2 separate regions of the Homo sapiens genome follow, and region 1 is linked to region 2. Evidence: chromatin loops called from intact Hi-C (ENCODE). Cell type or tissue: transverse colon. All regions are shown on one strand. Links, peaks and the distances in the headings refer to the core of each region. The heading gives the core; the rest is flanking DNA. Region 1 has its middle 180 kb from the start of RAB28. Region 2 has its middle 630 kb from the start of RAB28.

What was found. A loop is a pair of places that touch in the nucleus more often than their neighbours do. Peaks named below come from ENCODE experiments on the same cell type or tissue, not always from the same donor. Only the 100,000 strongest peaks of a DNase experiment are listed, where the experiment ranks them.
Region 1: a loop joins it to region 2, with 4 times the contacts of the local background. A loop is called at or near these places in 3 of 110 quality-filtered maps.

Annotation. Positions count from the first base shown.
Region 1 is chr4:13,292,111-13,307,433 of GRCh38, reverse strand. No RefSeq gene overlaps it. Among named protein-coding and RNA genes, the nearest start is that of RAB28, 180 kb to the left of the region's middle. In transverse colon, for the core only: no CTCF peak of the experiment used is centred there; a DNase peak (open chromatin) is centred at 8,523; H3K27ac peaks cover 1,821 bases.
Region 2 is chr4:12,846,321-12,861,643 of GRCh38, reverse strand. No RefSeq gene overlaps it. Among named protein-coding and RNA genes, the nearest start is that of RAB28, 630 kb to the left of the region's middle. In transverse colon, for the core only: a CTCF peak has its summit at 9,185 (motif pointing left); no DNase peak of the experiment used is centred there; H3K27me3 peaks cover 369 bases.

The sequences.
Region 1 (15,323 bases), core at 4,224-12,223, 450 kb before region 2:
TTTTTCAAACTCTTTCTGTATTGAAGCAGGCATACATTTCTTTCTTTCTTTCTTTCTTTCTTTCTTTCTTTCTTTCTTTCTTTCTTTCCTTCTTTCCTTCTTTTCTTTCTTTCCTTCCTTCCTTCCTTCCTTCCTTCCTTCCTTCCTTCCTTCCTTCCTTCCTTCCTTCTTTCTTTCTTTCTTTCTTTCTGTCTTTCGCTCATTTTCTTTCTTTCTTTCTTTCTTTCTTTCTTTCTTTCTTTCTTTCTTTCTTTCTTTCTTTGATTTTTTCTTTCTTTCTTTCTTTCTTTCCCTTCCTTCCTTCCTTCCTTCCTTCCTTTCTTTCTTTCTTTCGTTCTTTCTTTCTTTCTTTCTTTTCTTTCGTCTTTCTGTCTTTCGCTCACTTTCCCAAATGCTCCTCTTAATGACTAATGCTGTCCTGCTGTGGCCCGGGCCAGAATCCTTTCCATTCTCTGGCTTCCTAAATTCCCACTTTGAGGGCCAAGGAGGTCCCATGTCCTCCAAGAGCCCCTCTGAATTGCTGCTGCCCTCCAAACTCCTGCAGCTCCTCTGATGAGCACCATGCTGCTTAGTCCTGGGCCAAGCTCTGACTTGCATTTTTCTTAAATTGTTTCTTGTATGTTAGTCTTCTCTCTCTAATTAGATTATATTTTTAAAGTCAGGGACCAGAATGTAATAAAACTCCCATTTACTGAGTGCCTATTCAGTGCTAGTCTTTATAAAAATTTGCTTCCTAATGCTCTTAGTCTATGAGGGAGGGATTGTTTCTATTTATAGACAAGAAAACTGAAATTTGGAAGTTGACTGTAAATGTGACCAGAGTACAAGTGGGTAGAGCTGGGAGTCACACCCTGCCTGGCTCCAAAGCCCATATCCCTGGGACCACAGCATTCTTCACATTTCTGAACTTACCGTGGGCTCCCAACAAAAGCTGCCTCTCATGTCACCATGGGGCCATCTCCCACCTTCTTTCTGTGGCTTGAGGTTCTTCCAACAGAGAGTAGATTTTCATTTAGGGCAAGAAATTATATTCTAATGCAAATAACCCTACAAAAAAGTCACATTCAACACTTCAACATAGAGTTTTCAGACACCTAATGGGAACTGGGTCCCATCTCAGATGCTTGGAAGGATACAGAGGTGAATAACACGTGGTCTCTGTCCTCAAGGAGCCCATAGTTAAGGGCTCGGAGTAGGTTCTTTCCTGAGCATTTGCTTTAGGGGCAGTGAGAGGGTGCTGCCCTTGTTAAAGTGACAGAGAGTCAGGGGCAGGTCGAGAGGCCACTGGTCAAGACCTGGGTTATTCTTCAGTTTATTCATTCAAGACATATTTACTGAGTGAGTGCCTGATGTCAGCCAGGTTGTTCCTTGCACTGGGGAGACGGTGAGGAACAACCCATGTCCACATCCTCATGGAGCTGATGGTCTGGAATGGATAGAAAGATCAGGAACAAAACAATTAAATAGACCATATTCTACATGAGGGGTTGATATGTAGTGTAGGAAAATAAAGAGGAAAAGGGCATATGTATGTGCATGAATGTGTATGTGTTTAGGGGGGTGGGGAGCAGCAATTTTCAGTTCAGGAAGGCTTCACTCAGATGGCGTTTGAGTAAAGAACTGAAGGAGGTGAGAAAGCGAGCCACAGGGATCTCTGGAGGAAAAGCAATCCAGGCGGATGGGAGTGATGGTGGGACAGGCCTGTGGCAAGAGTGTGGCTGGCATGTTGGAGGAACAGGCAGGCAAGTTTGCCTGGACTGAAGTGCATAAAGAGAGAGCAGTGGGAGATGAGGGCAGGGATGAGGGCCGGATGCTCCGCACCTGGTAGTCCCCTGTAAGGAGTTTGGTTTTCACTCAGAGAGTGACTGAGAGTCACTGGAGGCTTTGAGTGGAGGAGGAACATGACATAACTCGCTACCTATGTCCGCCGGGTTGAGAATGGACCTAAGTGGTGCTATGTAATGAATTATGTCCCCTCAAAATTCATGTGTTGAAGCCCTAACTCCCAATGTGATAGTAATTGGAAGTGGGGACTTTGGGAGGGAATTAGATTTAGATGAAATAATGGAGATGGGGTGCTGATGATGGGATTACTATCCTTATAAAAAAGGGAAGAAAACCAGAGCTCTGTGTCTCTGCCCGGTGAGGACACAGACAGAAAACGTCTGTCTGCAGCCCAAGAAGAAAGCCCACACCAGGAACCGAGGGTGCTGGCACCTTGAGTTTTGACTTCCCAACCTCCAGAATGGTGAGAAACATATGTCTGTTGTTGAAGCCACCCATTCCATGGCATTTTGTTATGGCAGCCAGAGCTGACTAAGAGTGCAGCAGAGCTGAAAGCAGGGAAACCCATGGGGAGATAAATGATGGTGGGATAGGGTGTAGCAGGGGAGGTGGTGAGAAGTTTGATTCTGGATATATTGGAAGGGAGTGATATGGGTTGTAAAACAGCAGATTAAGGATAACTTTGAGGATTTGGACTGATACCATGGAAGGATGGAGTTGCCATTAATGAGATGAAGATACCAGGATGAACACATCTGGGGGAAAAGAACAAAGGCTTATTTGTGGGTATGTTAATATTGGACAACTATTAGCTATTTTAAGCAGAGATATTGAGCAGGTTGGGGGTATATTTGTCTGGAGTTCAGAGGAGAGGCTCCAGACTGGAGACAGAACCTATGCTAGGATTCTAGCACCAGCATTTGGGAGATTACATACTCTGAGCCTTATTTTCCTCATCTATAAAATAAACATAATAATACCCTTAATAGTAGAGAGAAAGAGGAAGGATAGAAAGGACAGATGGCTGTGATGGTTAAAAAGGTTTTGCTTTGTACAAATGCAAAAGATTGTCATCATTTCCCCATCTGCCCACTTACCAGTGCAGGCAAATGAGGTCAATTTAAGGCTTACTCTTTTCCTCTCCTCTTCTCTCATCTCCTCTCCTCTCCTCTCCTCTCCTCTCCTCTCCTCTCCTCTCCTCTCCTCTCCTCTTTTCCCCTCTCCTCTCCTCTCTCTCTTTCTTTCTCCCCTCTTTCTTTCCTTCTTTCTTCAGGGTCTTGCTGTCATCCAGGCTAGAGTGCAGTGGCTCAATCTTGGCTCACTGCAACCTCTGCCTCCTGGGTTCAAGTGATTCTCGTGGCTCAGCCTCTTGAGTAGCTTCGATTAAAAGTGTATGCCACCACTCCTGGCTAATTTTTGTATTTTTAGTAGAGTTAGGGTTTCACCATGTTGACTAGGCTAGTCTCAAACTCCTGGCCTCAAGTGATCTACCTGCGTTGGCATCCCAAAGTGCTGGGATTACAGGCGTGAGCCACCACGCACAGCCAAGGCTGTGCTTTTCAAAGTACATCCCAGGTTCTGCCTACATTAGAAATGTAGATTTTTTTTTGTTTCTCCACAAGAAATGCAGATTCTTGGCCCATTTTGACTTACAGAATCAGAATTTCTGAAGATAGTACTCAGGAATTCATTTTCCTGCTTCTCCCCTGGCTAATTTTCATGCACCCAAAAGCTTAAGAATTATAGGTATATAGAGAAAAGCACTTCCACCAAGATGAGGACATCTTAGATTATAAAAAGTTTAAGTTGCTTCAGAGTCTAAAGAAAATTTCTTTAAGAAGTGAATATGCTTAGAGGATAATCAGTGTCTTCTACCATGCAAAGGTAACAGGTTAAGTTAGGAGTGGCTGGAAGACATGGGCAGGCTGACCTCTGGGTGGGGGCACAGGAGTGGGTATTAGTCAGGCAGGGGTCAACCTGAGCAAATCAGGGGTGGTAGAACCTGTTAGTGGTACAAAGCATGACCATGACCAAGTCAGGAAATGCAAATTAAAGTTTTAAAAGTGAGCATGAAGCTAGAAGCTGAATGAGCTGTTATTAGGATACAGCAAGAAAGCAAAGTCAGGAACAAAGGAAGAAGTCCAAGAGGGGCCAGAGGGTGGGCCTAGAAGGAAGGCCGCTGGTGGTGCTTGCACTGGCTTCCATTGACAAGATGCACACAAGTGGGATGGGCTGGTTTCATGATTAGAATGAAAGCTCTTTGAGGGCCAAGTTCTCTCTGCAGTAGATTAGCCCAGGGTGATCATGCTAGAGGTGCAATCAGATCCATCTCATTCTTGCCCAGCCCCAGTGGCTAGGCCTTCTTGCAAGATCAGCTTTTCTTTTTTCTCCTCAGTTCCTGCCCTCTTCTTGCTAAGTGCTCCTCAGCTCCACGTAGGTGGCAATTGATCCATAATAGACATGTTTTTATTTTAGTAATAGTACCACTTTCTGCAAAAAAGAGCAATGCAATTTTGTTAATGAAAGTCATGTGTTGAGACAGGGTTGGATGGGAACTTCTGGATCTGGCTTGGCTCTGGCTCAAAACCTTCCGGGAAAACACAAACTTTCAGGGACACACCCAGAAAGCCCCATTTACCTCTGTCAGGCCCATCTGCTTTGCATTAGAAAAACAGTAACAACCCTCTCCCAGTGCCATTTCATAAATATAAAATATGTAATAAAATAGTTATTAGAAGGTAATCAATGGTGCTTATGTTTTCTTTTGTGAGGACATTGATGGTGAATTCCCACATAATCCCATCAGCAGCTGGGTCTGCAGGGAATCTTTTCTGTGTGACTGGCCAAAGCCCACTGTGCTCTATGGCTCTTGGTAGGTCAGAGGACAGGACCCCTGACATTTCCCTCTCATTTCCAATTCTATAGATCTTCATTCACATTGGTGAGGAGTGAGAAGATTGACTTCAGGGTTCCCCCGGGGGAAAACCATACCTACTTAGTAGCTTTAAGATTGGAATGAAATGAATTAACATTGATAAAGGGTTTAAGCCCTAAATATGAATCATATTGCCAGGGCTTAGTTCCCCTTTCCTCACATCCCCATCTTACCTCGTTTAAATTGTTGGGATAGTTCACGGCAACTGGAAGAATATTAAGTAAATTAAGGGCACTTTTCAAGAAAGTCCAAACTTACCCTATTGAGGAAGCCCACATGACTTTCCCTTTCCCTCTCAAAGCATTAATTGAAGGTCCCTCACAATTCAAAACTTAATCAAATAAGATAACCTACGAAGGCTAGTAGGGCTTGATCCATGGTATGTGCTTGGTATGTGTTACTTTAAAAGGCTTTGTTAGATTTTATTTTTTGACTTATTAATTTAAAATAATGATATTTGTCTTTATCACCAGATTGCAAAATCCTTGGAAATAAAAAACTGTGTATTTTTTCACTTCTTTTTTTTTTTTTTCCAGTATCCAATAAGGTATTGGGTGCATAGTAGAGATTAATAAATGTTTCTTGATTGGTCAGTGATGGCAACAACCATATTTAATTGTTTATATACGTATATTTATTTTAAGTTCAGTAAACCTTTATTGACAGGCATTTTGCCAGGTACAGAAGAAACTCATATAATAATATGAGCTTTGAGAACTTACTCCATGCTAGAACATTATGGGTATTAACCCTTTAATCCTCACAATAGTCTTACAAGTGTCTGACTCACAGACTAAGCAATGAAGATAATATGACTATAGCACAGTGCTCTTAACCATTGCAACACAGCTGTTTGATGAGTACCTGAGGTCTGGTCCTGCCTCTCAAAGGGCTTCCCATCAAATGTGAGTGAGGGCTGGGAGTGGAAGAGATATGTAAGTAGACATATGCCGGTATCATGATGTTTAGTGGGATGGAAGGCTGAAGAGACTGGCAGGGACCATATTCTCAGGGCCTCGAATGCTCAGGGAAAAGTTGGGTCAGCTGGCCTGGAAATTCCATAGAATGGATTCCATAACCTTCAGAGATCTCTTCTTTGTTTGCTAATGATGGGCTTCAATTTTCCCTTGTGAAGTCAACTGGCAAAGTTGAGGAGTTGCCTGGATGTCATTCATGTTGGAATCACAGACCCTGAGAGCTGCATTCCTTAGAAGGTGTGGTTGGGCTCCCATTCAATGTACTCCTCCTGGGAGAATGACACCTATCTTTGCTTATAATATGGTTTGGCTGTGTCCCCACCCAAAATCTCATCTTGAATTGTAATCTGAATTGTAATCCCCACGTGTTGGGGGAGGGACCTCATGGGAGGTGATTAGATTGTGGGGGCAGTTCCCCCATACTATTCTTGTGATAGTGAGTGAGTTCTCATGAGATCTGGTAGTTTTATACGGGGCTTTTCTCCACTTTGCTCCACACTTCTCCTTCCTGCCTCCATGTGAAGAAGGACGTGTTTGCTTCCCCTTCTGCCATGAGTGTAAGTTTCCTGAAGCCTCCCCAGCCATGCTAAACTGTGAATCAATTAAACCTCTTTCCTTTATAAATTACCCAGCCTCAGGTATGTCTTTACTAGCAGTGTGAGAATGGACTAATACAGCTTACACGCTCTCAGTATTGAAGACCTCACTACTTCACCAGATGGCCTATTCCATCACTAGACAGTTCCAGTCCTGAGCTAAAATAATTATCTTTCAACAATAACATGATGGTGCTCTGCCTTTTCCCATATGTCAGCTCTTTCTGGGTTCCCTGAAGCAAGTCTTCTCCAAGGCAACATTTACAGATCCTTTTATTGTTTCTCACAGGATGTGCTTTCTAGACTTCATTCATCCCTTTATTCATTCAACAAACAAACACTGGGTTAGATTCTGGGAATGCAAAGATGGTTTAAACCTTGGCCTGCCATCAAAGAGTTTACAATAGTTAGAGGGAGAGAGACATCAAAACAAAGATTCCCTGGGCAGTTTGATAGGAGTGACACAATGGCTGCTCAGGCGAGGCCCTGCAGGAGCATAGAGGAGAAAATCCTTCTCCTAGGAATATTATCTTCTGGGCCTCTCTAATGAAAGTGCTCCCCCTGGCTCCTTCCTTAAAGTGCCTCCATTCTTTTCTTTACATCCTCTTGTCCCTGGAAGTCATCACAAAAACCAATGGCTTCAAGGAGCCCATACATGCAAATCAACTCCAAAATCCCTCTCTCTGGTTCAAACACCTCTGCTGAACTCCAGATCTGGTTGTTTATGTGCCTTCTGGATCCCACCATTGGTGATCCCAGAGCCACTTCCAGCTCAACACATCACCAACAAAATTCACGTCCTTTTCCCCAAAACATTCTCAGAGAGGTTAAGGCAACTTGGACTGTCAAAATCCTCACTTTTTCTGCCACTTGCCACAGACTTTGGGATAGGAAATGAGATGGGAGATACCCAGTCTTTCCCTCTTGTTTTGTGTATTTTCTCTGTGGTGCCCTCTTCAACCAAACTCCATTCAATATTTCAGTGCCCCTTTCTGGGAGCCTCTTGTGTCAGTAAGAAACCAAAGCTGGTGACGTCTCCTTCTCTGAGGCTTTGGACAGCTTCCGCATGTGAACCATGACAGCAGAAAGATGTATTCTCTGGGCATAGAGGCCCTTTCAACCCTCACTAGACATACAGTTCTGTTATTCTTTTATAATAGCTTTCCACCAGATACTGAATCTGTTTTAGTCTCCAATGTATCCCCTGATTTGGAGTAGCACTTGGCTTATAGTTGATACTCAACATCTGCTTAGTGGTTGAATGAATTCTGTCTCTATACCAAGCCATAATATTTCTTTGAAAGTGCATATATTTAAAAGTGAGCCTTAGAATGCTGAGTTTGAGAGTCAGGCCAATTTTTGAGATGCAATTCAATTCCACATCCATTTATTGAGCAATTACAATGTCCCAGACACTGTGCTGGATATGGGGGTTTCATCTAGGAATAAGACACAGCCAGGGGGTTCAGGCAGTTCATAGAAGATGAAGGTAGGAAGTGGCAGGAGAGATGGGACAGTGCAACACAAGAGCTGTATGGCAGTGTTATTGGTGCAAGATATGAAGTGCTGACTCAGGGGAGAGGAGAGGGCAACTAACTGTGGGTTTGAGGGGAGGTTAGTGGGCTGCCAAGGTTCAGCTCCACAGACCCTGAGTTCCTCAGATGACTTTCTGAGCGCTGAGGATGCCTTTCTCCATCTCTCTTGGGTGGAGATGAAACTTCTTTTAGTTTCATCTTTCACCTTAAAGACAAGTAAAATCTCGAATTAGAATACTTTAGAGAAAAAGAGCTGTGAGAAACATTGAGTCCCCTGGATTTCCATCTTCCTTTTCGTAGCGGAAACTTCAACCTAAATCTTACCAGGACATCCATTTTGTAACATGGATCCAACCAGAGTCTCTCTGACAGCTTGAAATCCCTGATCTAGGCCAACTCTCATTTTTCAGGTGAGAATAATGACCCCTAAAGCCCCAGAGCACACGATTGGCAACTTTGCAGTGGCCGAGGATCTGAGTCCATGGCCCTCGCCCTGCACCCGGGTGTGGGCGGCTCAGGTTGAGAGCCTGTGGGACAGCCCGTCCCGCCTGAGATTAACCATCAGGTGGGAAAAGCAATTACATTTTGCACAGGCCAGATCTGCTCGTCCCATTCTCCCTCCCTGCAGGCGATGTCAAAACACGAGGGCAGGATCCTGCTTCTTCTCACGTTTTAAAAACATACAGTGGACTTGTGTTTACAATACTGCCAAGGGATATGACGCGGAACGGCAGAGCGCACCGCCCCCTGGAAGGAGCCACCCTCTCCTCGCCGTGGCTCTCTCCTTCCACGACCACAGCGCTCTCCTTTGGGCTCCAGTTCAGAGTCTTGCCAGGGGATGTCGCTGAGCTTCAGAACTTAAACAATACTATATATTGTGCAAACAAACAGTACCAATAGTGATCTGCCCCTTGGATCAGAGCCATGGCTGTCTGGGTCGCCCAGCCTGGGATTCTTCCGGTGGGGAAAGCAGGTTAGGAATCAGAATTCCAGTTCCAGACCCCGTTTTGTGCTTCTGTGGGGCTTACACATGGGCTTTTTAGTTTTCTTGGCCTCAGCTTCCCCACTGGAGAAACGGCAGAGCTATGAAGCTTTGAGCTTATCCACCGGTTTTCATATTTGTGTGTGTTGCAGTGAGATTTCTTTTTGAAATGGAATCATGCAGGCAAATTTAAAATATAAAATTGATGAAAGCCAAACGTTCTGGTGAAGGCAGGAGGAGACGTCTGGGTTACCATCCCTTCTACTCTGGGGGCTCTTCACATTCTCTGTGGATTTCTTGGGTCCTCACAACATGGTTGGATAGATGAGCTTTCAGATCCTTCTGGCTCAAACATTCTATGATCCCATAAAAATGCTATAAATGCTAAGTCACAGTTGTGATTGTAAAAATATGTGTGTGTGTGTGAGGGAGAGAGAGATTACAGATTACAGATTATAATTGGGCATTTTATTTTGATCAAGATATTGTATTTTTAACTTATTTTTTCTTGATTATAAAGGTAAGACATATTGATTCTTAGAAATCAGATTACTATAAAATAAAAATCACATGAAATCTTGCTCTTCTGAATTGAAATTATGTTGAAAGATGTCTCTGCCACTTACAGGATGTTCCAGGTTAAATGAGCGCAGCTTTAAAGACAAATGGCTGAGGCCACTTGGCTTTGCTGTTTGGGAGATGATCATATTTTCTTTCATCTGTGCATTCCTTAACAGTAAACAAATTATGTCTGTGTACTGTGACCCAGTTGATTCTTAAAACCAAAGGGAAGAGAAAGATAAAGGAAATGTGTTTCAGAGAGAGAGAGAGAGAGAGAGAGAGAGAGAGAGAGAAGATGCCCAAGATCACACAGTGAGAAAGGGAGGAGCCCAGATGAAACCCCTCAGGTGGCTTCTGTCTGAGACAACGAACCCTTCCCTCACTGCTGCTTGGATTCCTTTCTTTCTCTTCATCTTTCTTTTGTTTTGCTGCAATGCTGGGCAGGAGCTTTGTGTTTTCATCTTGACCTGGATTGCCACCTCTACTCCAAATTTATTCCTACACCAATTCCCTGTCCTCAGTTCTCCAGTTCACATCTCAGACTTTCAGAGACCAGGAGGAGAGCAGCTTTGAAAGCAAATTCACTATAGGATAAATGATGAATGTGGTCATTGGCACTTAACACCAATACCATCCTTCTGACATGTGCCATCTTGCACCACAGGGACATAAAGAATGACAATTCCCAGACTCCCTTGCAGCTAGAGTGTGAGCTATGTTTCAGTTAGTAGATACACTTGCTTGACATTTGGAAGGTGGAAGTGAAGCAGCAGCTCCCTGTAATTGGTGGCAAATCAAACACAAGTCAAGAAAGCTTTCTACTTCCCCTTTAAAGTGTTTGAACGGACCCTTTGAGGTCAACTCCTTGAACAACCATCCTCTGCCATACACATGATCTCATTGACTTTCCTGAGTTTCACTTAGTTACCAAGCCATAAAGTGGAAGTAAGAAGAATATCTACTTCTAGGGGTTTTTAAAGTCAAATGGGATGATGCCAGGGAAGTAGTCACATGTGGTTGACAGTATAGGAGCTGAGAGATTTAGTTCCTTTTTCACTCTTTGCTCCAAGCCTTGACAAACCGTACCCAGGGATCCAGTCCCTGCCTGAAGTAAACTTAAAGCCAATACTGGAACAGTGTTTCCCAGACTGTTCCACAGAAAACATGTTACCATCTCCTCAGATACTAGGGTTCCAAGCACACAGTTTGGGAAACACTATCCAAGAATATTATTCCCAGAGAGAACCTTAGAGATCTTTTAATTTACAATCCCTTATTATAGGGAGACTGAGGCTCCAAAAGGGAAAAAGACCTTTGTGAGGTTACCTAGCAAGCAACTTGCAGGAGCATCCTGGTCTTCTAATTTTTGAGTCAAAGTTCAGGTGCAGTGGCTCACTCCTGTAATCCCAGCACTTTGGGAGGCTGAGGTAGGAGAATCACTTGGGGCCAGGAGTTTGAGACCAGCCTGGACAACATAGTGATACCTTTTCTCTAGAAAATAAAAATCAAATAATTAGCCAGGCATGGTAATGTGTATCTGTAGTCCCAGCTACTCAGTAGGCCGAGGTTGGGAGGATCTCTTAAGCCCAGGAGGTTGAGGCTGCAGTGAGCTATGAACATGCCACTATCCTGCAGCCTGGGCAACAGAGCAAGATCCTGTCTCAAAAAAAAAATTAAGGTCAAGAGGAAAAGTTACCAAATTTCTCTGAGCCTTAACTTTCCTATCTGTAAGATGGTTATAATAATGCCTGTTCTTCCTACTACATGTGGGATAAGTGACAATAAAATGTTATTGTGAAAGTGCTTTAGAATATATAAATATATGGGGGGAGAGAGAAGAGACATCCACACACACACAAGCACATTTAAAAAGACTTTATGCAAAAGTACGGCTTTGTTAATGATTTGATTTTGATTTGTTAATTTTGATTTTGATTTGTTGATTTGTTAATGATTTGATTTTGATTTGTTAATTAATTAACCACAGATTTATTGAGCACCTGTCAGTTACTATTTCAGTGCTGGCCATAAGTGGAGAACAAGAGAGACATGGTGGCTGCCTTCCTGAGCTGATAATCTGAACGAGGTGGAGCTGGATGGCAGAGGGAGAGACAAAGAGGACAAATATACAACAGATAAACAAGAGAACGTTGGAAAGTGCTGAATGCACTGAAGAAGTTAAGTAGGGTGTTGCAATCAAGAGAGATGTGGTGATTTCAGACCAGGTGGTCAGGACGGCCTCTCTGAGTGGGACCTTACATTGGTCTTGGAAGCACATGGGAGGGTCTAGGAGCAGAGCAGTTCAGGCAGATGGGGGGCTGGAGCAGAGGCCTTAGGTGAGGCAGCAGTCATGTCAGCTGAGATCCTATAGGGAAAAGGACCCCACATCGCTGAAAGCCCTGTAGCCCAGGGCAAGTGGCACGGAGAAAGGGAAATGGGTAGCAGTTTGGAGACCTAAGTTCTAATCCTAGATTTGCCACAAAGTAGCTGGGTTGCCTTGGACATGCCATAATATAGCCCTGGCCTCAGTTTCCTTATCTGTCAAATGGGAACACAAATCCTGCCCTTTCCTAGAGGTACGCTATGAGGGGGCATGGAGTAGGCGTGACCTGCCCTCAAACACCCAGCTCCCATATGTCCATGTGTAGTGATAAAAGCCAGTCTGTCTTAGGCCCCTCCAGGAGTCTGGGCTGCAGGGATGAGGGGCCTCCAGGCCATCCACCCTCATGCACAATGCAAGCCCTGTGCTGGCCCCATGGACAACAGGCGCAGGAGAGAGGGTCTGCTTTTTCTTTTCATGGACTTGAGACTTCAAGCCTTTGGACTGAGCGCCAACAATAATTCATCAGGAACACTTTACAACTCAGCATTACAAAACCTGTTAGGAGACAGATCGCCCACAGGACAGCCTTTGAGAAGGAAATGTGTTCAGGCCTGGTGACCTCAAGATGATTAATGATTTTTAACAGGGTGAACTCTGTCCTCCCCCTCCCATGTACTGTGTTCACACTCCCTGCCTCCCCTGACTTGTTTGCAGGAGAAAGGGGAGGGTGAGAGGGAGGAGGGGAGGGGAAGGAATAGGTGGGAGCAGGGGATGCTTGAAGGCAAAGCCCACCAATCATAAGGAAAATGCAGGAATAAGAGCACTCTGTCAGAAATGCAGAAATGTCTTATTGTTATTGTTTTACTTTTTCTTTTTTTTGGCAAACACAGCCTTGGAGGCTTTATATCTTGAAATCTGTGTAATGTGTCACAACTCCAGTAAGCTTTTTTGTGTTAGGCTTTTTGCACAGTGCCTTGCGCTTTCAGCCATTATTATTATTATTATCACCTCTCCATCCCCATGGACACAAACCTTGATGTTATTGAATGTGGGATGTGTTGGAAAAGGTAATGATGATTTCACCTTTTGATTTTTAAAGTCATGGTAACTTGACTTTTATGTTACTAGATTTAAAAAATTACAACAGTGATATATGCAGTTTTAACAAACCAAAAATACAGAGTTACTGGAAGAAAAATTTCTAATCTTTCCCTATACCCTTCTTTAGTCCGAAACCCCTGAGGTCATCAATGTCAAATCAAGGCAATCCTTTGTAGTACTGTATACATATTAATCCAGAGTGATGTCCTCATACATGATCCTATAGAACATGGATGTTCAGCTGAAAACCAAGAATAATGGCAGGCCTTTACAATTTTGTGGGAAAAGCAAATTTATGATGATAAGGAGATGATAGCTAATATTTATTAACTATTTATATTAAAGATACTCTTACATTAACAGTATTCTTTAGAGTACCTTTATATTAAAGGTACTCTGTTCAAGTGTATTACGTGTGTTATTTAGATGATAATTACTATTTATTGATTATTTACATTAAAGGTATTCTGTTCTAGTGCATTATATGTGTTATTTAGATGATAATATTTATTGGTTACTTACATTAAAGGTACTCTATTCTAGTGCATTACATGTTATTTAATCCTCATAATAGCCATTGAAGGTATTTAGAAATATTCTTCCCACTTCACAGATGAGGAAACTGAGCTATGCAGTCAGCTTGGAAGTCTTAGAACCAGGATTGGAGTTCAGGAGGTCTCACTCTCAGCCCTGTGCTCTGCTGGATGAGCTTTTCTTAGTTTTAAGTCTTTCTCCTATAATCTTTCCTGAAACTCTGTTGACCTACCTGAATGTCTGCTTGCAAGTCTTTACAGACAGCAAAATAAATGACAGAGTAGCAAGTGAGTGATTAAGGATGAAGGTTCCGCTCCCCGATACCCACTGTGATGGCTACTTCCTCTGTGGATCCTCATTCTGGGTGAGACTCAATTTCATGAACGTGTATATTTATCTGCTCCTAGAACTGTTTGTAAAGTCTCATTAACTGTAAAACCACTTCTTGATATCTTGCCTGACTTTCAGGTGCTTCAGCAACATCGAAACAAGTTTGAGAACCGCTCAACTTGACCCTGAGATTTTGTATGAGATGAGGTGTGTAAAACTCACTCGTCAACATGCATCTTGTGATTGTGTTATAAAAGCAGCCAAAAGGTCAATAAACAGCAAAATTTTTAAGAGCACGTTATTTTTTTAACCATTTATACTTTCAGTTTTTTTTTAATTTTTATTTTTTCCTTCCAACTTTTATTTTATGTTCAGTGGGTACATGTGCAAGTTGGTTACATGGGTAAACTGCATATCATGGGGGTTTGGTGTACAGACTAATTCATCATACAGGTACATGAGCAGAGTACCCTATAGGTAGGTTTTTTATCCTCTCCCCCCTTTTACTCTTTACTTTCAAAGAGGCTCCAATGTCTGTTGTTCCTTTCTTTGTGTCCACGTGTACTCAATATTTAGCTCCCACTTATAAGTGAGCATGTGGTATTTGGTTTTCTGTTCCTGTGTTAATTTGTTTAGGATAATCCTGCTGCATCCATGTTGCTGCAAAGGACATAATTTTGTTCTTTTTTTATGGCTGCATGGTATTTCGTGGTGTATATGTACCACAGTTTTTTTATCCAGTCCACTGTTGATGGGCGTCTAGATTGATTTCATGTCTTTGCTATTGTGAATAGAAGAGCACATGATTTTGAGTTAGGATCTTGTTAAAATTATACCTCCTCCATATAGTAATTATGTGACGTTGAGACTCAGTTTCCTCACCTGTAAATTGGAAATAATTGCACCATTTACTTTATAGGGTTGAAATCAGGATTATTGGAAATAATGTCTGTAAGTAAAACACTTAACACAGGGTGTGGCATATAGTAAGGACTTAATGCATAGTAGCTGCTGTCAATGAAATCAATGATTTATGATATCTGCTCACATTTTTCCCTCTACTTCACTAATCCAGTTGGAAGAGCCATCATCTGAAATTCACTGACAGTTTCACTTTAGACTGAGCTGATATTACATGACCTTTTGCAAGTTTTACAGACCTTGATGCAACTTGGCAGACATTATGGAAAAAGAAAACTGGGCAACTTGTAAAGCACATCATCTGTATACTTTTTAATTGAGGAGCCAGAAGCTAGGAGAGAGGCATGGAGATTCTTTCTGACAGCTATCAGAAGGAACCACCCTAACAACACCTTAATGGGTTACTCCCACATTGGCCAGATCCTGTCGAATGGATCAGTTGAGGTGGGAGCTTTAGTTTAGTTGTTGGATGAGATGTGTTTGTTCTAAAATAGTTACTAGGCTGGGCCACCCTTTGGAGGATAGAAAAGTTCAACCTAAGTCTTAAACATGCATGCTTAGTCTCTGAGGAATAAAGGGCTATGGGTGAATGAGAGTTTGAACTCGGTTTTCATGGTTTTAGGGGGAGACCTCTCCAGGTTACCCTGGTAATGGGAGGTTTATTTTAAGGAACTCACAGTGGACAGACTTTCACAGGAATGCTAGTTTAGCCAAATAAGCAAGATGTTCTTGATCGCACAGTC
Region 2 (15,323 bases), core at 4,612-12,611:
TAAGCATTTGTAAATAGTCCAGAACACCATGGGAGTGTAAACAGAACATGAACACCTACCTCAAGCTCAAGCCAACACTTGATCTGAATCTTAAAGTCTCAGTGGGAGTTAACTATGCAAACACAGATGACAGAGGAAGGGCATCAAATTATGATGGAATAGTGTGGACACATGTAGATGCAAGAAACAGCCTTTGTGTTTCACAATTCTAAGAAGTTCCGTTAACATTTTATTCTGTGTGCACCAATTTTTGCAGGACAGCAATCATGTGGGAAACAGCATAATTTAATTTCATTAGATTTTGGAAAAGAAAGAGCTGGAGAAGCCTACCCGTAGAAGAATGTTCTGGATTTTAGAATAATTAACACAATGCAGGGGATTCAGATATGGGAAGGATGAAGTAAGAATACTCCATCCTGGATTTTCCATGGAAAGCAGCTATAAAACCTGGACTGAGTGAATGGAGAAGATACTTTGAGTACTCTAAAAAATAACTAGTAGCAGGAGGGGTGGCGAAGAAGGCCAAAATTCAATGTATCACTGAATCAGCAGTGAGTTTTTCATTCTTTTTTACTTTGGTATCCACGTGGCCTGGTGCAACCCACCCCAGAACATGAAAGAACTCAAGAGAAGTACTCTCGTTACAGCTTGAGTAGTAAGGACAGATTTCCTAATGGCCAGAGAGAATACAGTAAATGCTTATTTGCAAAATATCTTATATTTCAGCCTGTAGCTTCTCACAAACACCTAGAATTCTGAGTAGAAGCTTCCTGTTGGATACAGAAGCTGTGCTTTGAAGAGGGAGGAGAAAACTCTTATTTCTATACCCCCACCCCTACCTTTTCTGTCCTCCACAGCTTAACCCCAGACCTGTGCACAGCAAAGGGGAGTATGGAAGACTCCGGTGAATAAATCAGCTTTTAGAATAGTAGGCTAAAAAGAGGGGTCCTAGGAAATGAGAAGATTTTGAGATTTCAGAGAGGAAGGACTTCCAAAAATTCACCTAAAAATTATTTGTGAATTTCTGGACACACCCCAAGCTGTGCATGCATGGATCTACTAACACTAAAAGCTTAAGATTATCCATATGGTTTAAGCAAGACTTAGTATCTCATAAGGTAATACTCAAAATATCTACAACACAATCCAAGCATTACTCAATATATAAAGTATCAGGAAAATCTTAACTTGAGAGAAACAGAAAATCAACAAATGCTAGTTTGAATTATCTGGCAGACTCAAAATAGCTATTTTTAAAATGCTTCAGTAGGTTAAGGTAAACGTTGTTGAAATAAATGGGCAGGTAGAAGGTCTTAACAAAAACAAATAGAAGATATAAAGAAGAAATGACTGGAAATTAAAAACAGAAAAACACATTAACCAAAGTAAAAGTATCACAGAAGGGGCTTACTAGCAGAATGAATATGCTAGGAGAAAAAGTCAGTGAACTTGAAATATGTCATTAGAATTTATTTAATTTGAAAAACACAGAGAGAAAAGATGGAGAAAAAGGAACAGAGTCTCGGAGACTAATGGGAAGATATAAAAATCTAACATTTATGTCAAAGAAGTCCCAGAAGGAGATGAAAAATAGTGTGCAGAGAAAATATTTGAAGAAATAATAGTAAGAAAGCCTCTCAAATTTGACAAAACCCATAAACTTACAGATTTAAGAGGTTGAACAAACTCCAAACAGAAAACAAACGAACAAACAAACAAACAAATTCACACTTGGAGACATTATAATCAAGCTGCTGGAAAGTAAAGAAAAAATATTGAAGACGACAGAGAAAATGATGCATTACTTAGGAGAGCAACAATTTCAATGACTGTAGATTTCTCATCAGAAACCATGGTAGCCAGAAAGAAGTAAAAAAAGCATTTTTAAAGGGCCTAAAGAAAAACACAGTCAAACTCCATCGAGTGAAAAATTCCTGCAGAAATGACAGTGAAATAAAGCTGTCTCAGATAAAGAAGAACTAAGAGAATTTGTTGCCAGCAGACTTCCTCTAAAATAACTGTTAAAGAATTTTGTTTTCAGAACAAAGCTTTTCTTTTAAAAAGAAAACTATCGTTAACATTTAGCTATATTAGTATCAGACAAAGTAGACTTCAGAGCAAAGAACAATAGGGATAAAGTGAGACATAACATAATGATAAGGTCAATTTCTCAAGAAGCCATAAAAGTCCTCAATGTGTAAAATAAGTACTGACAATAGAATTTCAAAACATATGAAACAAAATTTGACAGAACTGAAAGAAGTATACAAATCCACCATTATATTTAGATGTATTACCTCTGCTCTCAGTAATTCAACCTCCGTTCTCAGTAATTGATAGATTCAGTGGATACTGAGTCTGCAAGGATATAGAAAAACTGAACAACATCATCAAAGCTGGATGTTTTCACACTGACGTTTTACATATCAACCAACAACCGAAGAATGTACATCCTTGTCTTCAAGTGGACAGAGATCATTCACCAAGATAGAATGTATTCCAGGTCACAAAACAAATTTAAAAATTAAAATCACTTGAAATCATACAAATGTTACTCTTTCATTCTAATAGATTAAACTAAAATCAATAACAAAGATTACAGGAGACTCTCAAACACTTGAAAATTAAATAGGCTGGGTGCAGTGGCACATGCCTGTAATCCCAGCACTTTGGGAGGCCCAGGTGGGTGGATCACAAGGTCAAGAGATCGAGACCATCCTGGCCAACATGGCAAAACCCCATCTCTACTAAAAATACAAAAATTAGCTGGGCATGTTGGTGTGTGCCTATAGTCCCAGCTACACGGGAGGCTGAGGCAGGAGAATCGCTTGAACCCGGGAGGTGGAGGTTGCAGTGAGCCGAGATCGCACCACTGCACTGCAGCATGGGGACAGAGTGACACTCCGTTTCAATTAAAAAAAAAAAGAAAAAAGAAAAGAAAATTAAACAGCATGCTTTTAAGTATTTTATGAGATTTAAAAAATATTGTATGCATCTTAGGTGCAAAACATTATGTTTTAATATAAATAGTGAAGTAGTTGCTATAGCTAAGCAAATTAAGATATCCATCATCTTGCATAATGATGCATTTTTGGTCTTAAAATAGTCTAAAGTCCACTGTCTTAGCAAATTTCCTGTATAGGATACAATATTATAATTAGAGTTATGTGCTACAAAATGATGTTTTAGTCCATGACAGACCATGTATATAATTGTGGCTCCATAAAATTATAATACTAATTTTTACTGTACATTTTCTATGTTTAGATACACAAATACTTACCATTGTGTTAAAATTGACTGCAATATTCAGTATACTAACATGCTGTAAGGTTTGCAGCCTAGGAGTAATAGGCTATATCATATAACCTAAGTGTGTAGTAGGCTCATCTACGTTTGAGTAAGTATATTCTGTGATGTTCACACAATGACATAATTGTCTAACAACATGTTTATCAGACTATATCCCAGTTATTAAGCAACACATGATTGCATATTCTTCATGTTGCACATTGTATCTCTCGACTTACTCATCCTACATATCTGCAAGTTGCATCCTTTAAGCTTCATCTTCTCATTTCCTTTCTCTACCTCTATCCTTGGTAACTGCCATTTTATTCTCTGTTTCTATGTATTCAATTTTCTTTTTTTAGATTCCAGATATCATTGAGATTATGCAGTATTTTTCTTTCTGTGTCTGCCTTATCTCACTTAGCATGATGCCTTCCAGGTCCATTCACATGGTAGCAAATGGCCAAATTGCCTTTTTTTTTTTCTGAGACTGAGTCTCGCTCTGCCCCCCAGGCTGGAGTGCAGTGGTGCAATCTTGGCTCACTGCAAGTTCCACCTCCCGGGTTCATGCCATTCTCCAGCCTCAGCCTCCCAAGTAGCTGGGACTACAGGCACCCACCACCACGCCTGGCTAATTTTGTTTTTGTATTTTTAGTAGAGATGGGGTTTCACTGTGTTAGCCAGGATGGTCTCAATCTCCTTACCTCGTGATCCACCCGCCTTGTCCTCCCAAAGTGTGAGCCACCACACCCGGCCCCAGATTGCCTTCTTTTTCAAGGCTGAATAATATTCTTATGTGTGTGTGTGTGTGTATCCACACACACATATATGCATATACATATTTATGTATATAATTTGTTAATCTGTTTATCCATCAATGGATATTTACATTGTTTCCATAACTTGGCTCTTGTGAATAATGCTGCAATAAATGTGGGTTTGCAGATAGTTCTATGAGGGCTGATTTTATTTCCTTTGGGTAAAGAGGAAGGCCCAAGGAATTAGAACAATATTTTGAATTGAATCAAAATGAAAATAAAACATATCAAGATTTGTGAAATTCATTTAAGGCAGTTTTTAAAGAATAATTCATAGCATTAAATATTTATATTAGAAAAGAAGAAAAGCTTCAAATCAATATATCTGTTCTTACCTTAAGAAACTAAAAAGGGCAAAATGGACCCAAGCAAATAGAAGGAGGGAAATAATTTAAAAATATAAATCAATAATTTTTTAAATAGAAGAAGAGTAGAAAAAAATTGAACAATAAGCTGGCTTTTCTAAAGATGAACAAAATTTATATACCAAAATAAAGCTGGAAAAAGAAAGACAAGAAAAGTTTGGATAGAACTTACTAATGAATAATACACCTAGCAGTTGGTAATACAACAGGGTTACTGTAGTCAATAGTAATGTAATTGTATATTTTAAAATAACTAAAAGAATGTAATTGGATCATAACATAAAGGATAAATGCTTGAGGTGATGGAAACCCTTTTACTCTGATGTAATTATTATGATTTGCATGCCTGTATCAAAATATCTTATGTACTGCATAAATATATATACCTACTAGGTACTCCCCAATAAAAAAAAATAAAAAATTAAAAAACTGGGATATTCCTTCAGAACTCATAAATATTAAGAGGGTAATAAAAAGTACTATAAATAATATGTACATGAATTTTATAACTTAGATAAAATTACCAATTCCTCAGAAACCAGTACTAAAACTTACTCAAAATATCATAAATAACTCAAATAGTGCCACAATTATTAAACATTGAATTCATAAATTAAAACCTTTCAATAAAGAAAACCCCTGATCAAGTGGATATACTGAATAATTCTACCAATTGCATAAAGGAGTAACACCAATTCCAGACAATCTCTTCTAGAAATAGAGGAGTAAGCACTTTTTGACTTATTTTAGGAAGCTAGTATTACTCTAATACCAAAACCAGACAATGATAGTACCAAAACAAGATATAAAACAAAAGAAAAAATTACAAACCAAATCCCTTATATAAATAGACACAAAATTGACAAAATACTAAAGAACCAAATCTAGTAATAAATATTAATAAAAATAATACAGAAGACCAAGATGGAATTTTTTAGGGAATGCAAGGCTGATTCAATATTTGTAAATCCATTAGTGTAATTCATTATGTTAACAACCTGCAGAAGAAAAGGAGATCATATCAATACATATAGAAAAATCATTTGACAAAATACATCATTTATGACAAAAATTGTCAGACAACTAAAAGTAGAAGGAAACTTTCTTAAACCTATAACCATCTCCAAAAAACCAAGAGCTAGCATCATACTTAAGGCTTCTAAAATTATTACAGAAAGGTTATAAATGGTTAAAACAGTAGAATAAAGTTGTAATACTCATGCTACCTGATTTTAAGACTTACTATAAAGCTACACTAATTAAGACATAGTGGCATTGAAGGGATAGACACACAGATCCATCAAACGGAAGATAATCCATAAATATACCCACTCATATGTAGCCAACTGATTTTTGACAAAGATGCAAAGGCAGTTCGATGGACAATAGATAATCCTGTCAAGAAATTGTTTTGGGAAAATTAACCATTCAAATACAATGTAATGAACCTCAATGTCAGTCTCTTACTTAATATAAATATTAACTCAAAATCAATCACAGATTTAAATGTAAAACATTAAATGACAAACCTTTTTGAAAATCTTTGTGACCTAGCATTAAGCAAGATATTCTTAGATATCATCACCAAAACACAAATCATAATTATTCTTAAAAAGTAAGAAATTGGATTTTATCAAAATTAAAAAAGCAAAGCACAACAAAACTTTTGCTCTTTGAAAGGTACTGTTAAAAGAATGAAAAGCAGAATCATAGACTGGGAGAAAATATTTACAAATCATATGTCTGACAAAAGATTTGCATACAGAATATAGTTTAAAATTATTGAAAACCAACAATAAGAAAACAAAACCTATTTTGTTTTTTATTTTTTTTTTTGGTTTTTTGGAAAAAGGGTAAAATATTTCCATGGACACTTCACCAAAGCAGGTGTATAAAATATAAGCACAATTAAAAGATACTCAGCATCATAATTCATTGGAGAAATTTAAGTTAACACTACAATGTGGTAACAGTTCATAAGTATTAGAGTGCCTAAAATTGCAAAAAAAAAAAAAAAAGAGAGAGAATTATGAATTACTGTGATGAGCATGCGGAGCAACTGGAACTCTCATACAATGCTGGTGGGGAAGCAAAATGATGCAGCTCCTCTGGAAAATATTTTGGCAGTTTATCGTATAGTAAAACATACACTTATCTGATGACCCAGGAGTTGTCCATGTAGGTATTTATCTTATAGTCATGAAAATTTATGTTCATACAGAAAGCCTGCATACGAATGTTTATTGCAGTCCTATTTATAATTGCCTTAAACTGAAAACAACTGAAGTATCTCTCAGCAGGTGAATGGATAAACAAATTGTGGTACTTCTGGTGTGGTTTGGCTGTGTCCCATCCAAATCTCATCTTGAATTGTAGTTCCCATAATCCCCACATGTCCTGGGAGGGACTGAGTGGGAGGTAATTGAATCATGGGGGTGGTTATCCTCATGCTGTTCTCTTGATAGTGAGTGAGTTTTCATGAGATCTGAAGGCTTTCCCTCCTTCTGTTGGGCACTTCTCATTCCTGCCACGGTGGGAAGGACATGTTTGCTTTCCCTTCCGCCATGATTGCAAGTTTCCTGAGGCCTCTCTAGCCATGCTGAACTGTGAGTCAATTAAACCTCTTTCCTTTATAAATTACCCAATCTCAGTATGTCTTTATTAGCAGCATAAGAACAGACTAATGCACATACAATAAAATATTTTTCAGCAGTAAAAACTAATAGACTATTATAGACGCACCAAACAATTTGGAAGAATCCCCAAAGCATTATGCTGAGTGAGAGAAGACAGTCTCAAAGTTTATACACTCTGTGTTACATTTATATAGCAGTCGCAGGTCAAAACTGTACTGATGAACAAATCAATGTTCACCAGGTATAAGAGAGGAGAGAGGTTTGGGTGTTAAGAAATATCAGTTTTTTTTTAGTGTGATGAAGCAGTCCTGTATCTCGATTGTGGTGATGATTACAAGAATTTATACATATGTTAACATTCACCAAAATAAAGTCAATGTGTTCAGTGCAGTGGCTTGTGCCTGTAATCCTACCTACTAGGGAGACTGAGGTGGAAGGATCGATTGAGTCCAGGAGTGTCAGGCTGCTGTGAGCTATGATAACTACACTGCACTTCTGCCTGGGCAACAAAGTGAGACCCTGTCTCTAAATATAGGTAAAGGATGAATTGGTTTGGGGGCAAGACATGGGCATTTTAACCCCTTACATTTCTAGAATTGCACTAAATGACTTCAAACCTTCCAGTAGGAAGATTGAAAATCTGTAGGTATTTTTCATGAAGTGTGTTTTCCTTCTGTGCAAAGGAAATTTCCCTAGCTGTAAACTCCATTGTTAAATCCTCCTCTTTGTACATGGTTATTATTTTTAAATAGGAGCCCTTCCCCTCCCTAAGCCTCAGTGCTGTGAGGAATGGTGAGTTAAACAAGCTCAAAGTTCCATCAACAGAGAAGATGAAGACTTGGCTGGGCCCACAGCAATAAGTGATAAAGACCCCAGGTGTTTTATAAGGCAGTGACACATCAGCTACATCAGCTCATGAAATAACACAATGCAGTGGGCCTAGGAGCCTGCCTATGTACACAGTGACAGACTATGCTTTATGGACTGAACAAAATGCATTACAAATTTTGGGGGGAAATCAGGTAGAATTAGGCATTTGATTGGATCAACTCTACAATGTTAAGTGAGACCAAGTGGACAAAGATAGTTTTGTGGCATTTTCCTAAATTTTATGAATGACAAGATGTGACACAGTATGTTTTCTCTACAACTGATTTGTTTGTGAAGTCGTTAGGATCATATTTATTCACTCATCTAACATTTCATGAGCCAGTCCTCTGAGCCAGGCATCATGGGAGACATTGAGAATAGAAAGAAATCAGTCCTTTAAAAAGCTCTGTCTACCACCTTGATAAATCCTGAAGGATCTCTGTGGTCAATGGGACACGTCGTCTCATCTGACCAAAGGGTGAGGTGAGGCCACTTCCCCAGGAAGGAGTGATAGCTTTTTCCACATTCACAGATAAATTCCAGGTCTTCCACTGACAGGCAGTAAGCAGAATGATTAGTCATGAACTCCAGAGCTACGTTGTTTAGTTTTGAATCCCTGGTCTGCAATCACTTCCTGTCTGATTCTGGGCAGGTGACTTAAACTCTCTGTGGCTTAGTTTTCTCATCTGTAGAAAAGGGATAGAAAATATTTTTTTCTACCACACACAACTCTGATCAGGATAAAAATAAAGAATGCAGACATCTAAAGTCGTCCCAGCACATGGTAACAGGTATACTCAGCACACAGCAAACATTTAACCAGTGCTAATTCTTACTATCGAATCCCTGCTTAATGATCTTGAACTAAAAACCAACTCTTCTGAGTTACTCTCTTGTTTCATTCCAGATTTGCCCAGCTTAGGTAAATAAGGAAATTTTGTCTTTAGCACTTGGTTTTTCTGCTTCCTTTATCCTATGACTTAAAAAAGCTGTTCCTCTCTGGGTCTTGGTTTCTTTTAGTGCCGAAAGGGAGAGGTCAGAGGAGCTTGACCTAGATGGGTTGCAAGCTCCCTTCAAGCTTCAGGATTCTACACTCCAGGAAGGGAAAAATGACGCAAGCCATGGCTTTATAATTCCTACTCATTGCTTGAGGAAACTGTTCCCTAGCGGACTGTGACTACTTAGTAAAAAGAGCAACATTTCCCTCTAGTGGTTATTTGAAAGCAATAACTTACCTTTCAGGAGTGATTCTGTTCAAAAAAATGCTTTTAGTGTGGGGCAACAGGTAGATAACTGTAAGGTAAGATTCTGAGTGATACATCAACAAGCACTTCTTAATTGTACTATTGGTAATTTACATTTAAAGTACACGAGAAGAAACAGAAACAGTGCGTCAAATTTAGTTGATTGCATGGATATCATTGTTCACGGTTCCAGTAGAAAAAAAATGAGGCAATTCAAAAATGATAACTAGTATTCCAGTTAATAGTTTGGAGATTGGACAGATATCTTAAAGAGGAAGCCTGGAAAACAGTAGTTAATTTCCTTTTTATTTTTATCAAAAGTAAACATGCATATGGTTAAAAAGGATCCAATACAAGACTCGGTAAGAACAGCAGGTCTGCTCCACCTTCTTCCTAGTGTCGGCTGCTTGTAACTTTTTCAAGCTAATTCTGTGATATTTGCCCTGTATTTTCAAATGACATGACTATACTTCTAGATTTTGTTTTAGGTGTTATGTACTGACTTCCCAAAATAGAAGATGGGATTTTGTTCTCTTTCACCCACCCACCCACTACCACCATTTTCCCCTTTACTTCTCATTCTCTCTAATAAATTCTATTGCTTTATCTTCCCCATATATTTATCTAGCAATTTTGATTAGGTAAATACTGATTATGCCCTTATTATTAATGTATAAATGCTATTTTATGTGATCCATATAATGTAATTATATTTACTTTCCTGCGTAGGAAATAACCCATGAAGTCAACAATTTGGCTTATTTTCTATGTGCTTAATGATTAATTCAACTCTGAATTCTCTTCCAACTGTCTAATTCTCCTTTGAATATACAAAAATACTTTAGACAAATACCTTAGATAATTTAAAATGTCATCTTCTTAAGGAAATTTCTTCTTGCCTGCGTCTGCCTGGCCTCGTGGCTCTCTGGAACTGCACAGGCAACCCCATTAGTTCCCTTCACTGTGGAAATCAATTTTGCCTCTCTCTTTTGTTGGATCTCCTCTTTGGATTTTGGATCATATTTCCTGGTTTATTTCCTCATTTAGAGAAAAAGAAAATCAAGTCTGCCAGGTGATTGCTGATAAATAATTGGAAAATGTGAGACCTTTTCTCTCTGAAAATATCTTTATTGTGGCTTTTTTTTTAAAATTGAGACAAGGTCTTGCTCTGTTGTCCAGGCTGTAGTGCATTGGCACATGGCTCACTGCAGCCTTGTTCTCCTGGGCTCAAGAATCCTCCTGCCTCAGCTTCCTGAGTAGGTGGGACCACCACAGGTGCACACCACCATGCCTGGTTTATTTAATGTTTTTTTTTCGTAGACATAGGGTCTCACTATGTTTTCAGGCTAGTCTCAAACTCCTTGGCCCAAGTGATCCTCCCACTTTGGCCTCCCAAAGTGCTGGGATCAGGCCAAGCCTTTATTGCATTTTTATATGAAATTGAGAGATCATCTGTGCTTAGGGGACACATCAGTTTCCCTAGAAATTTTTAATGCATTTTCCCATTTCCTTTTAGCTTTATGTGTTGACAGTGAGAAGTGCGATATTATTTGATTCTCATTATATATCTTTTATGTAAGTATCTTATTTTCTCTTCAATATTCTGAAAGTTCTTCATGTCTTGGTATTGGTTTGCTCCCATGCAGCGTGCTAAGCCCTTTGAAACAGAAATTCATGTACTTCAGATTTGGGGAAACTGTGTTGACTTTTTTTTTAATGAAATCTTTATCACTCAGTTTTCTACTCTCCCTGACTGGAATTCAAAATATTTGGATGTTGAACCTCTTGGATGTGTCATAATGTTTTTTTCTCTTGTCTTTAATTCATTTTTCATTTCTGTCATTATCTTCAACTTTTTATATAATGTTTCCTGAATTTTATCTTCAAAAGCCTCTGTTGGACTTTTCTTTATCTTTTTCTTCCATATTTCTATATATTTTTTTTATTTCTCATAATTCTAGGATTTCTTTTTAATCCTCTTTGAGAGTTCCTATTTCATAGCTTCCTGTTCTTATTTGTAGATTAAATATATTCTCTTATTATCTGAAAGATACTAATGACAGTACTTTGTAAATTCTCTCCCCTCTGGGTTTGTGTGTTTTGTCTTTCTCCTCTCCCTTCTCCTTTTCCTACCTCCTCCTACTATTTAGTTTCTGACTTTTACATTAGATATTCTTTTTCAATATCAAATGACGTTGGGTGATTACCAGTTTCTAAGGATGGGCTCTGATATTTGGTGAGAAGTTTCATGTGTGTCAAAGGGGTCTGTCCTTTCAATTTTTCAAAATAGACTTAGCTAGGGGTTTACATTGGGGAATCCGTGAAGCCAGGTGTTTTCCCTTAGACTAACTCGGTGCTCTAGAGAAGATTCTTTCAGTCTCCAGGACATATCTGGCTGCCAGCACTCCAAAAGCTCCACGTGGAGAAAAGGCAAGCAGGTCTCAACATCTCAACAGTATGCAAACTTTCACTGGTTTGCTATGTTTTCACGATGACACTCCCATTCTCATATCTAACTACGCCCATCATTCGTCTATCAACTGACCCTTTGTTTTACCTTTCCTAAGGAATAAGCCCTCCTTCTACCTAGGTGAGGGGAATGCTATATGAACAAGAGGAGCTATCTAGGGATCTGATAGACTTTGACAGTGTTTCAACTGCATCTCTTGCATGTTGCCCCACCTTCTCTCCTGTACTCAGAAGTACATGATACAACAAATTTCTGAGCCTTTAATGGGTTCGATGGTGTAAATCAACTTGTTTCTCAGCTTTCCTCACTGCCAGCAAAAAGATCGGTTTCTGTGCGCCTGCTAAGTTAGTTACTGCAGATCAGGCATCTGCTTTCCAGCTTTCAAAATTGTTGCTCCATTCTCTCCACTTTGTCCTACAGATTTATGCCTTTAAAAATAAAAATAATTTACCTGTTCTTTTAGTGGTTTTCTTTGGAGTGGATGGATGTTGGGAGAGGAAGATTGAAGTAAATATGTACATGTGATGTGTATTTGTGGTTGTGTGCCCGTGTTCTCTTACTATTATTTTCAGGATTCACTTTTCATTCCTTGCTAAAGCAGTTTTAGTGGCAATTTTTCTACAGTGTGACTAAAATAAATATCTAAAAGGCAGAATTGTGTGAATTATCTCCAGGTGTTCTTTGAAAAATGCATAACGATTGAACTCTAAATGTGATTATCACAGCCTCAAAGAGGTTGTAGGAGGAGACAAGGATTTTTTAGAGTCCTCACTGTGTCTAGCACTATGCTCCACTCCTTAGGATATGCTATCAAATTACAGTTTAATGTAGTAAAAATTCCAGGAAGCAGATATTACTATCCTTGTTTTACAAAGAAGGAAACAGAAGGTTGCCCATAGGCTAAAGAAATACACAGCTGTTGAATAAAAAATAAGGACTCAGCTAAGGTCTGCTTGAAACCTATGCCCATAATCTTGCCACTGCAGCAAACTAAATTCATTGTGTGGCTAAAAATCCACAAAGTAATTGAATTGTGCACTGTTACCCACAATTATCAGAATTCTTTCTTGTCACCAACTCATGCTTGACTTAAAAGAGGGAAAGGGATGGCTGAGAATGTGGTCTCTGATTGGAAATTCTAACTCATGCTGTGACCTTGGGAACATTGCTTTACTTTCAGGGCCTCAATTTCTACATCAATAAAACAAGGTCATCAGAATAAATGGTCTGTTACATTCTGATGATCTATCCTGCAGATGGTGAGCTGGAGGTGCTGAGAGCTTCAACAACGCACCCAAGTCAGATGGGAAGTCAAATGCTTGGCCACCCTCAAACTCTCTGTTTTTACTCTGCAAGAAACTTCCCAACAGACAGTTCGACAGCCTCCCAAATGCCAATGGGCATGAAATATGGTTTTCTCCCAAGTCCCTCTTCAGAACTGAATCTTTCCATGTCTCCTTCAGGGATTGCAGGGCCTCATCTAAACTTAAGATAAATAAATACCCCAAGACGTGGGATAGAAATGGAAGTCAAAAGGAGAGACTGGGGAAAGGAGTTAGCGAACCTTGGACCTTTTACCATATGGCCTCAGCACTTTTGATTATTTTATAAATGCATGAGGTGACACATTGGTTTCTTTAAAGCCATTTTTACACATACATCCCTTTTAGGGTTATAATTCATGTGAATTTAGATAATGAGGTAATTGAGTTTAATGACTGTAGCAGTGATTCAGGAAGGAGAAGATCTCAAATTATTTATAATAATAATTGATACTAATACTTGTATGGTATTACCAAGGCAACACTAAAATGGTAATAACTTCCATTTGAGAGATGGAAGGAACCATAGACATAATTTTGCCCAAGCCCCTGTTTCAAATATCTAAGAAATCTAAGACTCAGAAAGGCAATGTGACTTAAGCAAAGAATTGACCAATTCAACAGCGATTCTTAATTCAATGCTTTCCCCTACAATACACCATTACTTTATCGCTTATAGTGTCAGCGCATCTCCCTCTATAAATATCATAGTGTGGATTTGGAACACCACAACTGATGTGTACTTGATTGGATATTCCTCAGCTTCCTGATTGCTTTGGTTAGTGATGGTGTTCTAGGCAAAGTAACTCTTAGATCATTAATAGGGAAAACAGATTTTCAAAAAGATATGGTGATAGAATCATAATTTTAACATCAGAAGATGTCTGCCCACAATTTTATTGTCTTAAAATGAAATGAGACCATTTCATATTATGATGTAAAATAAACAATTTTAATAAGGTATGTTTTCGTTTAGTCATTGCATGTTCTCTATTTAAATACATCAGGCATTTTCTATATGCTTTGAATGGATTGTCTCATTAAATCCTCATAACAGTAAATGAAGTAGATATAATTAGTATTCCCATTCTCTGGAGCCCAGTGATATGAGGGAATTTCTTAAGGTTCACACCTAGTATTTGGTAGAGTTGAGATATAAACACATGCAGACCTACCCTGGAGCTCAGGACCTTTGCATCTGACCTATCTTCCTACATAGAGAACTTTTACGTGAAGCACATTGAAGAAAGATCTTACAAATCTTTAAGGTAGGCCATTTTATTACAATTTTCTCAGCTTTATCACCACTATGTAATCTGAGACAAATGTTTCACTCATTTTGGTGGCTATTTTTTTGGCAGTGTCTTTTTCAGCATTTTGGTCTCTACTTTCTACCTATGTGTCAATGAACTGCCTGATAACCTCAAAGTGGTCTATGACTTCTTAGGACAGTCATTTATAAATTTGTCAAGGAACATTTTGTTTGTTTGTTTAAGACTAATTTACCCCAAATGATGGCTCATTGTAATTTCTTATTGACATCCCATCATCATAATATTTTCTGAAATTTTCAATTGCCTTGTGAGAGAGAAAAGGTCAAAATTCCAACACTTATAAGACTTGTAGAAGTAGGCAAATTCTTCAACGTCTTTGTTTCTCAGCTTCATTAGTTTAAAAATAAAATAAGATCAAATGAAATGACTCATTCATTCTTTTATTCAATAGTTGTTATTTGCATTTTTAATTACAAATAAGTGTTTACTGAGTTGTTAAATAAATTACCTATTTAGAGAGACATGGGTTTAAATGCTGACTTTGCCCATTACTAAATGGTTTCATATATGTTTTCTCATTTATAATTTGTGAAAAGCAGTACCATTTATTATCACTTCCCCTCAGGGTGGCTGTTTGGATGAAATGAGATCACATGTGGGAAGAGTAAACCACAATACTTGTCACATAATTGGTGTTAAATAATTGTTTCTCATTCATTTACCCAAACATACTCACCGCCAAAACTGCCCCTTTCTAATGTAAGACCTTGTTACTGAGTAAGCAGATTGTTTGTACAAGGTAAGCAATTCCAACATTTGCCTGAAATGTTTTCTTTCTCATTCAACATTGCTTGTTTACATGGTGTCGGATCAAATGGAAGAGAGAAGAACAATGTGATTCACGATCTTCCTCCAAGGAGGCAGCTGCAGCATAAAGGATGTCTCAGGAAACAGGATAATCTGTTTACGTGGCCACAACTCTGTGATCCCTGACCTGTCTTAATCCTCGGCAGTGGATATGTGTGGCTCATTT